2 separate regions of the Mus musculus genome follow, and region 2 is linked to region 1. A link is a loop called in an ENCODE intact Hi-C map of the cell type or tissue named here. Cell type or tissue: heart. All regions are shown on one strand. Each heading gives the region's core, and the rest is flanking DNA. Links, peaks and the distances in the headings are about the cores only. Region 1 holds the start of Raly (hnRNP-associated with lethal yellow). Region 2 holds the start of Cbfa2t2 (CBFA2/RUNX1 translocation partner 2).

What was found. A loop is a pair of places that touch in the nucleus more often than their neighbours do. Peaks named below come from ENCODE experiments on the same cell type or tissue, not always from the same donor. Only the 100,000 strongest peaks of a DNase experiment are listed, where the experiment ranks them.
Region 2: it touches region 1 in a loop (2.6-fold over the local background); 1 of 42 quality-filtered maps calls a loop at or near these places.

What each region holds. Positions count from the first base shown.
Region 1 is chr2:154,787,809-154,793,181 of GRCm38, reverse strand. It overlaps Raly (hnRNP-associated with lethal yellow), which reads right to left and starts at 2,072. Exons shown (of 8, transcript NM_001139511.1): 1 at 1,634-2,072. In heart, for the core only: a CTCF peak has its summit at 2,506 (motif pointing right); DNase peaks (open chromatin) are centred at 1,301, 1,871, 2,261 and 3,041; H3K4me3 peaks cover 3,149 bases; H3K27ac peaks cover 3,008 bases.
Region 2 is chr2:154,432,914-154,438,286 of GRCm38, reverse strand. It overlaps Cbfa2t2 (CBFA2/RUNX1 translocation partner 2), which reads right to left and starts at 1,803. Exons shown (of 11, transcript NM_172860.2): 1 at 1,651-1,803. The coding sequence starts at 1,684. In heart, for the core only: CTCF peaks have their summits at 1,733 and 2,027; a DNase peak (open chromatin) is centred at 1,976; H3K4me3 peaks cover 2,484 bases; H3K27ac peaks cover 2,101 bases.

The DNA.
Region 1 (5,373 bases), core at 120-5,119:
GGCTACTAGGAATCTAGTAATCACCAAGGTAGTCCATTCAGATGACATCCCCCTTTCCAAGGGTCAGAAAAAACGGAAAGAAGGGGTGGTTTATCGAGCCATCAACCTCCTATGTTCCACCATTACTGTATCCTAGACTCTGAAGGGATGGAGGAAACACAGTAGACCTACAGGTCCAAGGAACTAATGCAAACCTGTGAACCTTCTCAAGAACCAGATCCCAGCAGCCAGTATCAAACTCACTGCAAACACACTGCAAAAGGAAAACAGGTGCCAAAGTTAAGTTTAGCTCTCTTTAATCCCTCTAGGCCATGTTGGAAGACAAAAGAAAAATAACACTATCTGAAGGCAGGGAGTTAAAGATGACTGGAGCTGCCTACATTTCTGACTGACTGATCGCTAGGACTGAGGTGGGGGGATGATGGAGACATGCAATAAACAAAGTAAAGGGTGGACTTCCGTGAGGTCCTGAAGCTAAACACCTCAGAACTATGTTTGAGACTTAAGATCTCTGGACCAGTCTAAGCACAACACCAGCAAAAACATTTCCTCCTAACCACTTTCCCTCAGAGTTCTGATAGCAACAAAAGGAGATTTTATCTATGGCAGATCAGTCCCTGTCTCTCAGTCAATGTCTCAGAGAGGAGCCTACCTTTCTTACCTATACGGTGTTAAGACTAACGGTAAATCAAAATGCCCTCTGCACAAAGAGATTTCCTATCAGGAAATAAGTAACGGTTACTAACAGCTTTGTACTTCTACGGCGGTTTCATGTCTCTGAACCTTGATTTCTGCTCCTGTGAGCAGGGACAGCTCTGGAAGACCGGTGTGGACATGAGGCGATACATTCACGAAGTTCCTGGGTCAGTCTCGTTAAACGTTACCTGTTGGCATTTAACGCTTCTGCCCTGTACTAACTCCCTCCCTGAATTCACTAACACCCGGAGAGGCTGCGTTCCTCCTTGACCCCATTTCACCCAGGTGAAAACTGAGGCTCGGGCTGGAGCAAAGTGGGGGACGCGGCCCCCCAGTTCGAGGGCTGGCCGTTCCCTTCCGCGCTCCACAAGACACCGAGCAAAGGCTAGGCAAGGGTAGCGAGAAAGGCGCTCAGACAGACCCGTGAGGGAAAAGAAAGGACCAGTTTTGCGCGCCTAAGGGAACCTCAAAGAGCTGGACCGACTGGAAAGCCGGAAGAAACCCGGGGCCCCAATCCAGGCCAGAGCCAGGCCCCAGCCCGCCCGAGGCCTCCCCGGCGCAACCTCCGCTCCCTCCCCTCCTCCCCTCGCCGGTCGGGGCGGGGCGCAGCACAAAAGACTCCAACTTCCGAGCGGGCACCGGCCCACCCCCAACTCCCGGCCCGCGCCCGGCCGACCGACCGGAGGCGAGCTGCGAATACCAGGCGTCCAGGGGCGGGCGCGCGTGGCCCCGGGGCAGGCGACCCGGGGCGGCGGGCCCGGGAGGGAGCACAGAGGGAGGGGGCCGAGAGTTACTCCGGCTCCCAGGACTCCCGGGACCGCGGAGAGAAAGAGTTTCTAAAAATAGGCACCGGCCCGCCCGAGGAGGTGAGGAACGAAAAAGGCACACGGAACAGCCCGCCCGCACTCCTCAGGAGCGGCCCGCGGCCCCCACTCACCCGCGCCGAGGTCTGGAGGAAGCCGCGCGGCACCGAAGGGCGACGGCGCGTCTGCTCTCGGAGGGCGGGAGGGAAGAGGCGGCCCTGGCCGCCGCGTGAGGAGCCCGAGCACACGCGCGAGAGTCGCGACCGCTTCCGCCCCCTCGGCTTCCCTCGGCTCCGCACCCCGCGCCGCTCGCGCGCCCCGCCGCACTGACAGAGGCGCGAGCCCCGCAGCCGCGAGTCCTTCGCTCGGCCGCCACCAATGGGGCGAGCGCGGGGAGGGGGAGTGCTGGACAGGCGTCTGCACTCGGCCTGCCCGCCGCCCCGGCTCCTACCCGGTTCTCCTCTCGGTCCTCCGAATAGGATCCTGCCACCCGAGCACTCAGTCCCCAGCGCCGCCCTGCACGGGCCGGGCTCTCCAAACGCGTGGGCTCCCTGCACACCCCTCGCGCCGGGCTTTGGAAAGGTCCAGAGCTTCGGCGCGCAGAGGAGGAGGGCGGGGCCGGGGCGGGGTCTAGCGTGGGGTGGGGGGACGGAGGAGGCAGGCGGGGCTGAGGGAAAGGAGTTTGTGGCTTCCACCAGCCGGGTGCTGAAGGCGGGGCGGAGGGGGTCCCGAGGGCTGACGGGCGGGAGGACACGAGGGAGGAGCAGCAGGCTGAGGGCGGAGCCGGGGTGGGGGGGAAGAGCGTGCCCAGGGGAGGAGTCTGAGGGGCGGAGCTTGGGCCTACGGAAGCGGAGGCGGTGCTAAGAGGTTGCCGCCGGTCTGCAGGAGGTGGGCCTTGGTAACACCGCGGGCAGGACAGTCGGAGGTAGACCCTGGGCGGGAGCCGGAAGGAGGAAGATCCTAAGGGAGGAGCGCGGCGCGGGGGTGGCGCTTGATTGGGCGAGGCCTGGAGATGGAGCCCTCTCTGTTAGCTGGAGGCGGTGCGGCAGGGGCCAGAAGCAATTGGAGCGGTTATTTCACTTTCTAGGAATTAGAATGCTACCATTCGCTGGGAAGGCTTGGGGTTGGGCGGAGACGCTTCGATGTCTGGGGTCTCTCGTCAAAGGTGGAAAAAAAAAAAGCCTGATTAAGTAGTTTTGCCCTTATGGGATGAAATGTTTTCTTACTTAATCTGGGTGTTGGTTCTTCCTCCTAAATATTTATCATGTCAGGATCTCCCATTTGAATCAGTTTTTCAGTCTCCTGTCTCTCCCACTTACATCCCCAATTTGCCTCTCCAGACCATCAGGGGGTCTTCTGAGAGCAAAGAGGACCATTGTCAGCTATAGTCACAAATCTCCCAGAAAGCTGGAGACGTACTTATTTGTATTCCCCATTCCCTTCAGACCTGTGATTTCATTACCTGTTGGGAATTAGGACAGAGTTTGAGGCAGGGTCTCTGTAGCCCGGGCCAGCTTTGTACTTGCTCTGTAGCCGAGAATAATCTTGAACTCCTAATCCTCCCTGCTTCTGCCTTCCAACTGCTGGCATCACAGCGAGGCCAGGCCTCTTGAGTTCGGGAATGGGTGATTCAAACAGGTTCTCAGCCTTGAAGAGCAATCAGTCTTACTCACTAAACCATCTCCCCAGCGCCAAGACCAGGAATTCTTTACTGGTTTTTGTACATTACTGTGTTTCCAGACCTACTATGGTGATCAATAAACACTTCCATCAATCAGTCCAGCCCCTACCAACCTCCTCTGCTTTTTCTGGTTTTATCCAGCTCCTCACTTCCCTCTCTGTGTAACAGTCTTCCTATATTTGCTCAAATATACCATCTATTCTTTGTTGGGTTTCCTTGTCCGTTTGTTTTTTCAAGACAGGGTTTCTCGGGGTAGCCTTGGCTTTCCTGGAATTCACTCTGTAAACCAGGCTGGCCTCCACCTCATGTGCCACCACCGCTAGACTTTGGATATAGCAATCTATTAACTAACACCTCAGGCAGCCTTTTCACTCATCCCATATTCAGGAGGAGCCTCCTCCTCTGAGAAGCATTCTCTGAACTTGCAGCCCCACTGTCAGGCAAGCTGCCACTGGTGCCCTGCTCCGGTCGTGGCTTCCATTAGAAAAGATTGCAGATGATAGTCTGCTGCCACTGGGAATTCTGTGCACATTCTACAAGGTCCTGAATACCTTATCACCCGCTGCCACCCTCCTGACACTGTAAGCTTTAGTCTGCTATTTTGCTCCAGTTACTTCTTGGCTTTTTTCCTGGTCTTCTAAAATGCCAGGTATACTGCTTCTTGTGGGCCTTTGCTTTTGCCCTCATGTTATTCTCCTAGATATTGCTATGGCTTGCTCCTTGCCATTTAAACAGTTTCTTTTGTGCTTTTTTTCTTTAGCTTTTTTTTTTCTTTTAAGTTTTAGGTTTTGGGTTTGTTGGTTTGTTTAATGTTTTTGTTTGTTTGAGACAGAGTCTCACTCTAGCTATCCTAGAACTCACTATGTAGACCAGGCTGTCCTCAAACAACCATAGATTTGCCTGCATCAGTCTCCTAAATGTTGGGATTAAAGGTGTATACCAGGGGCTGGAGAGATGGCTCAGCGGTTAAAATCACCGATTGCCCTTCAGGAGCTCCTGAGTTCAAATCCCAGCAACCACATGGTAGCTTACAACCATCTGTATTGAAATCTGATGCCCTATTCTGGAGTGTCTGAAGACAGCTACAGTGTACTTACATATAATAAACAAATAAATCTATGAGGAAAAAAATAAAGGTGTGTACCACTATGACCAGCCATCTTCAGGCTTTCTAAAAAGAACTCTTACATGGTCAGGAGTAATAGTCCAGCACATGGGAAGCAGAGACAGGGAGATCTTTGGGAGTTTGAGGCTACTAGTCTACATACCAACTTTCAGGCCAGCCAAGATTATACAGTGAAACCCCGTCTTAATTAATTAATCAATTAATTGTCTTACCTGTCCACATTTTAGATAGCCACCTTTCACTACTGTATTCTTTCTTGTTAGATTCTTCTCCAGAACAATGTCCCATCTGAAATGTGTATATTAGCTGATTGTCTCTCTGCCAAACACACTTCCACTACAGTGTGATGAGTGCAAGGACAGGCTATTGTCTGTCTTGTTCAGTCTTCAATGCATAAAAATAGTAGATCCCTCATTTAATGTCTGTTTTATGGTTGACCATAACAAATCCAACAAAGAAATGTCAAGAAGACTCTCAGTATCACCTCAGAAGAGTCTCACAAGATGAGAATTTGAAGGGCGATGTTTCTAAGAAAATATGCTGGCAACACTAGCTAACAGTTATGCAGCACTAACTAGTTAGTTACCAGGCAGTGCACTGACTGCTCTTCAAGCTTAACCCCTGTAACAGTCTTATGAAATAAGTACTATTAAAATCCCCATAAGTGAGGAGACAGTCACAAAAGAGGTTAAATTCCCCAAAACCACACAGCTAGAAAAATGATGAAGTCCAATTTTAGAGTCTACATGCTAAATGATTGTGCTACGTTTTCTCTAATTTTTTTTTTTTTAAAGACAGGGTTTCTCTGTGTAGCCCTGGCTGTCCTGGAACTCACTCTGTAGACCAAGCTGGCCTCGAACTCAGAAATCTGCCTGCCTCTGCCTCCCGAGTGCTGGGATTAAAGGCGTACTCCACTACGCCCGGCCCCTAATTATTTTTTAAGACTTATGTGTATGGGTGTTTTGCAATCCTGGTGCCTGATTGCCTGATGGGGTCAGAAGAGGGCGTCAGATCACCTAGAACTGGAGTTACAGGTGGTTGTGAGCCACCTTGTCGGGTACTGGAAA
Region 2 (5,373 bases), core at 1-5,000, 350 kb after region 1:
TTGTTGTTTTTTGGTTTTTTGAGACAGGGTTTCTCTGTATAGCCCTGGCTGTCCTGGAGCTCACTGTGTAAACCAGGCTGGCCTGGAACTCAGAAATCCGCCTGCCTCTGCCTCCAGAGTGCTGGGATTAAAGGCGAGCGCCTCTCTTCCACTTTTCTTATATATGATACCATCAAACCTAAGGGTTACTTGTCTCCCTTCAGAAGACCATTGAGAGCAGCAACAGCACACTTAACTACAGAAGGCATTGGTGGGAAAATCTAGTTTGTATCTTTTTCCATTCAATTTGGAATGAGAGCCCAAGAAAAAGGCTGTATGAATCCTCCGCTATAACTGCTGAACTGAAGAGCAAAGAGGGGAGGGGCTAAAAGCTCTCAAGAGGCCTCATTTTATCCTTGCACAACGGACATCCTGCAACACCTGATGTTAGCTTTTATTCATTTTTTTGTTTTATTTTTAGGGTTTTGTTGTTGTTTTTGTTATTTTGTTTTGTTTGGGGCAGGGTGCCACAATGTAACCCTGGCTGGCCTGTATAGATCAGGCTGACCTCAAACTCAGCCTCCAACGTGCCTCAAATACCTGTTTTTAGACTGTCACCTGGCATAGACAAAGAAATATCCACAAAGCACGAGTCCCTCTCTTAAACTCAAATTCAGAATCTAGTCTGTCAAGTTTGTTGCCATAGTCTCTGGACTTAGAGTGATAATTTGTATTTAGATGATTTAATAAATATTAAATGAATCGAATGCAAATTGCCTGGTGCTCAAGTAATGTTGGCTATTACTGCTATTTTAATGACAATTAAATTTTTATTGTTCTTATTAAACGATGCCATCCCTCCTCCAAGGATCTTACAATTCTAGGAAGAACGTCTGTAAATGGGATAGCGAAATGGAGGTAAGAATAAAAACACAACTGAGTCACATAGTAGGACTAGTCAAAGACAATATTAAACAAACTAACAAAACACAACCAGACGCCAACTTCGGACTTTTCCGAGGAACACACATAACAAACTGTGATTACGATAGTGAGTTTTCACACTTGAGTATGATGTGCAACTGTGTGTTCAGGGGATTTTACTGGATTCACTAAACCCTACTACAGAGCATTCAGAGTACGTTCCTCACAACCCATTTTTCAGATCGAGCAACTGAGACTTTTGGAGCGCCAAGGTCACAGCCTACTCGCGAGGGAGCCAGGACATGAACCCAAAGCAGTCCGACCCCAGAGCCTACATTCAACAGGGCCCTCCGGAATATCAGCCCGGCATCCTCCAACATCTACCACTCGTCGCTCCAATTCCGGCGTGTTTCCCGGGACCGGACTTTCAGCCCCGATGCCGCGAAAACAAAACAATACTTCTCTCGCGGACAGTCCATAGGGCGCCCGCCAGGCCTGAGCTCCAAGGCCGCTCCACACAGTCCTGCTCAGCACCCGGAGCCGCGAGCCCCACAGGAAGCGCCGGGATAGCCCCGAGGGCCCCGGAAGGCCGGGGAGCCGCATGACCTTGGATCCAGTGCCCCAATCCCGGCCTCAGTTTCCCTGCCCAGGCCTCCCGCCGGGGGGCCTCTGCAAAGCCTCCCGCCTATGGAGCAGCAGGCCCCTCAACACACACCCCTCAGCCGTCCGCCTTCCCGCCCCACTTACGTTGGAAGGCGGCCGCTCCAGGGACGCCCACCATCGCGGAGCGCAGTCTGTCGCGAGCGCCGCTCGCTTCGACCCTCTGCCTGAGCCCTCCGCAGGCGCAGGCCGGGACCTGCACCCGCCGAACTCGCCCGCACCAGCGCCGCCGCCGCCGCTGCCGCCGCCGCCGTTAGGCCGCGCGCCGCCCCGCCCCCAGACAGCCCCGGCACGCCCCCGCCGCGCGCTCCCGCGCGCAGACCAACGCACGCGGAAGACGGGCCCGAGGGCGCTCACGCGAAGCACCGCCTCCTGACCTGGCCCGCCCCTTCCGCGCCAGGCTGCGTCCTATCCTGGAGCGGCCTGCACTTCGACCCGCCTCCCGCGCGCTATGCGTGGCCGCAGGGAGCCGCCCTTCTCCGAGCTCCAGACTTCCGGATGTGGCCTGGGCGGCAACCTAGGAACGGGGGCGGAGTCCCGGGGCGGGGCTTCGGGGAGGGACGTTTCAGGTGCAGGCCTTGTAACGCTTTGACGGTTGTATTGGGTGTTAAAATTGTTCTTTCCTCCTTTTACTTATTTGTTTTTACATTGACTTATTGCATATGTGTGCGTGTATATGTTTGAGGGAGTCCAACGCATGTATGTGAATGTCAGAGAACAAGTCGGGAGCAGGCTCTCCTTTCACCCTGTGGATCCAGCAGGTCAAATTTCGGGCATCAAGTTTGTTTGACAGCAAGCATCTTTGCCAAATTAGCTATCTCGCAGATTTCTACATCTTTTGCGGCTATAGGAATCTAAATGTTTAAAACAACTAGCTGTCATTACTGATTTCTGTATCAGATCAAGGGGCTTTGTGGGGTTTGTCTGTGTTTGTGAGGAGGGGCACGTGTATGTGCAGGGGTTTTTTTGTTGTTGGTGGTGGTTTTTTGACACAGTCTCACTTGTAGCTCTAGCTGTCCTGGAACTCACAGATAATCTATCTACCTAACTCTACCTCCCAAGTGCTTGGGACTAAAGGCCTGAACTACCAGGCCTGGTTAAGTGCAGGTTTATTTTGGTTTGTTGAAACAATGTCATAATGTACATTTGGCTATTCTGAACTCACTGACCTACACCAGGTTAGCCTTGAACCTTAAGCTATACTTCTAAGTCTATCTCCCAAAGCTGTGTCTATAACACCAGCAGGCCTCACAAAAAGTTGTTTCTGAAAAGGGCCTATTTTGTATGTCTAGCTGGGCTGGAACACACAGTGTAGCCACAAAAGCCTGGAACTCTCACACATCCTCCTCCCGTGGCCTCCCAAGTGCTGGGATTGTAAGCAAGAGTCACTAGCCTGTCTTCAACAGCTGCTTTTATACACTCTGCAATTAACCATCTCAGTACCAAATACAGTTTCTCCCCTTTTCTACACATTCGCTAGAGTCTCTCCCACTGGGTTGTCCACCTATTTCTGTTAGCAAACTCAAAACATAAATCCTCCGAGCAACCCAAGAAAGTACTCTGATCCTAGCATGAGTTCTCTGCCATTCTGTCTCTCAAAGATTCAAAATCAGGAACTATAACTAAAATGAAGCCAGCCTGGCATAGTGGCACAGACCTGTAATCCCACCCTAGGGAAACTAGCAAAATAACTGCCAACCCAAAGCCAGCCAGGGCCACATAGTGAGACTGTCTCAATACAACAAGGTCAGGCATGGTGGGTCACACCTGTACTTCCAGCATTGTTGGTAAACGCAGGACATCAGTTCAAGGTTGCCCTATATGATGATTTAGAGGCCAAACTGGGTGAGCCGCGGTGGCATTGCCAGGTGAAATGGCACACACCTGTAATCCCGTAAAGTGGCACTTGGGAAGAGATCAAAAATTCAGCTACACGCAGGGCGGTGGTGGCACACACCTTTAATTCCACTTGGGAGGCAGAGGCAGGTGGATTTCTGAGTTCGAGGCCAGCCTGGTCTACAAAGTGAGTTCCAGGACAGCCAGGGGTACACAGAGAAACCCTGTCTCAGAAAAAAAAAAAAAAAGAAAAAAGAAGAAAACAAAAACAAAAACAAAAAACAGCACACATCTTTAATCCCAGCACACAGGAGGCAGAGGCAGGTAGCTTTCAGTGACTTTAAGACTAACCTGGTCTACAGAGCATATTCCAAGACATCCAGGGCTACACAGAGAAACCCTGTGCCTGTGGGGGACTGGAGAGATGGCTCAGTGGTTAAGAGCACTAACTGCTCTACCAGAGGTCCAGTTTAATTTCCAGCAACCACATGGTGACTCACAACCATCTATAATAGGCTCTGATGCCCTCTTCTGGGGTAATTGAAGAAAGTGGCAGTGTACTCATATAAAATAAATAAATAAATATTTAAAAAGAAGGAGAAGAAGTGGGGTGGGGGTAGAATTCAGTTACAGAAGCTGGAGAGATGGCTCAGAGGTTACAGGCACTGGCTGCTCTTCCAGAGGACCAGGGTTCAATTCTCAGCACCCACATGGCAGCTCACACTGTCTGTAACTCCAGTCCCAGGGGATTTGACACCCTCACACAGATGTGCATGTGGACAAAACACTAATGCATATAAAATAAAAATAAATAATTTAAAAAGACAACGAATTCTATATATCAAGTGTATCGTGAGACAAAAAGATGGCTACTATGGGGCCAGACTGAGCTACTGTCAGGTCCTGTCTCCCAAAAGAAAAAAAGAAACCCCCTAACATGGACTGATGCCCTAGATTTGATATCTGGCTCTGTAAACAAACAAAGGTTACAGGTTCAAATAGACCTAAGGAAATAGAAATTGCTTGGACCTCTGAGCTATTTGTTTGGTTCTTTATTTTATTAATATTTTTTTTTTCCTTACGATTCTCAGTCTATATCTCAGACTGTCCTGGAACTCCTAACAAGTCGCATGTCTTGGCATCCCAAATTCTGGGGCTCCAGACATGATGATACCAAGCTGAATTTTTTTCTTTTTCCTTTTGTCCCCCCAGTATTTGTCTTTAGTGACAACAAGAGTAAAGCTGGGCAGGCAGAGAGAGTGCATGCTGCCTGCCATCTGTCTAGGCCACGTGACTTCCCCTGCTAGTGAATGATCAACACCAGAAGACAGGGAGAGAGCGGCTTACAGACTTGTGGAGTAGCTCCTTGTTCCTTGTTGAAACACCACTGACATTTATTTACTTATGTATTTATTCATGATAGTGATGTGGTGTGGTGGTTGGTTACTTGTTGATTGCCCCCCCCCAAAAAAAAGGTGGCTTTATTATCCCAATAGGACTTAGGAATTAGCTGGGGCTCTTCTTGTCAAAGGTGGGCCCAACATTGACAAAGTGATGGTTGTACTGCATTGGCTCTTGGATCTACCTTTCTTCTTCTTCTTCTTCTTCTTCTTCTTCTTCTTCTTCTTCTTCTTCTTCTTCTCTTCTTCCTCCTCTTCTTCCTCCTCTTCCTCCTCCTTTTCCTTCTTCTACTTCTCCTCTTCCTCCTCTTCCTCCTCCTTTACGTTCTTCTACTTCTCCTCTTCTTCCTCCTCCTCCTTCCTCTTCTCCTCCTCCTCTTCCTCCTCCTTTTCGTTCTTCTACTTCTCCTCTTCTTCCTCCTCCTCCTTCCTCTTCTCCTCCTCCTCTTCCTCCTCCTTTTTCTTCTTCTACTTCTCCTCTTCTTCCTCCTCCTCCTTCCTCTTCTCCTCCTCCTCTTCCTCCTCCTTTTTTGGCTACTTTGGAAGTTTGACCTCTCACTTTGCCAGCATGAGT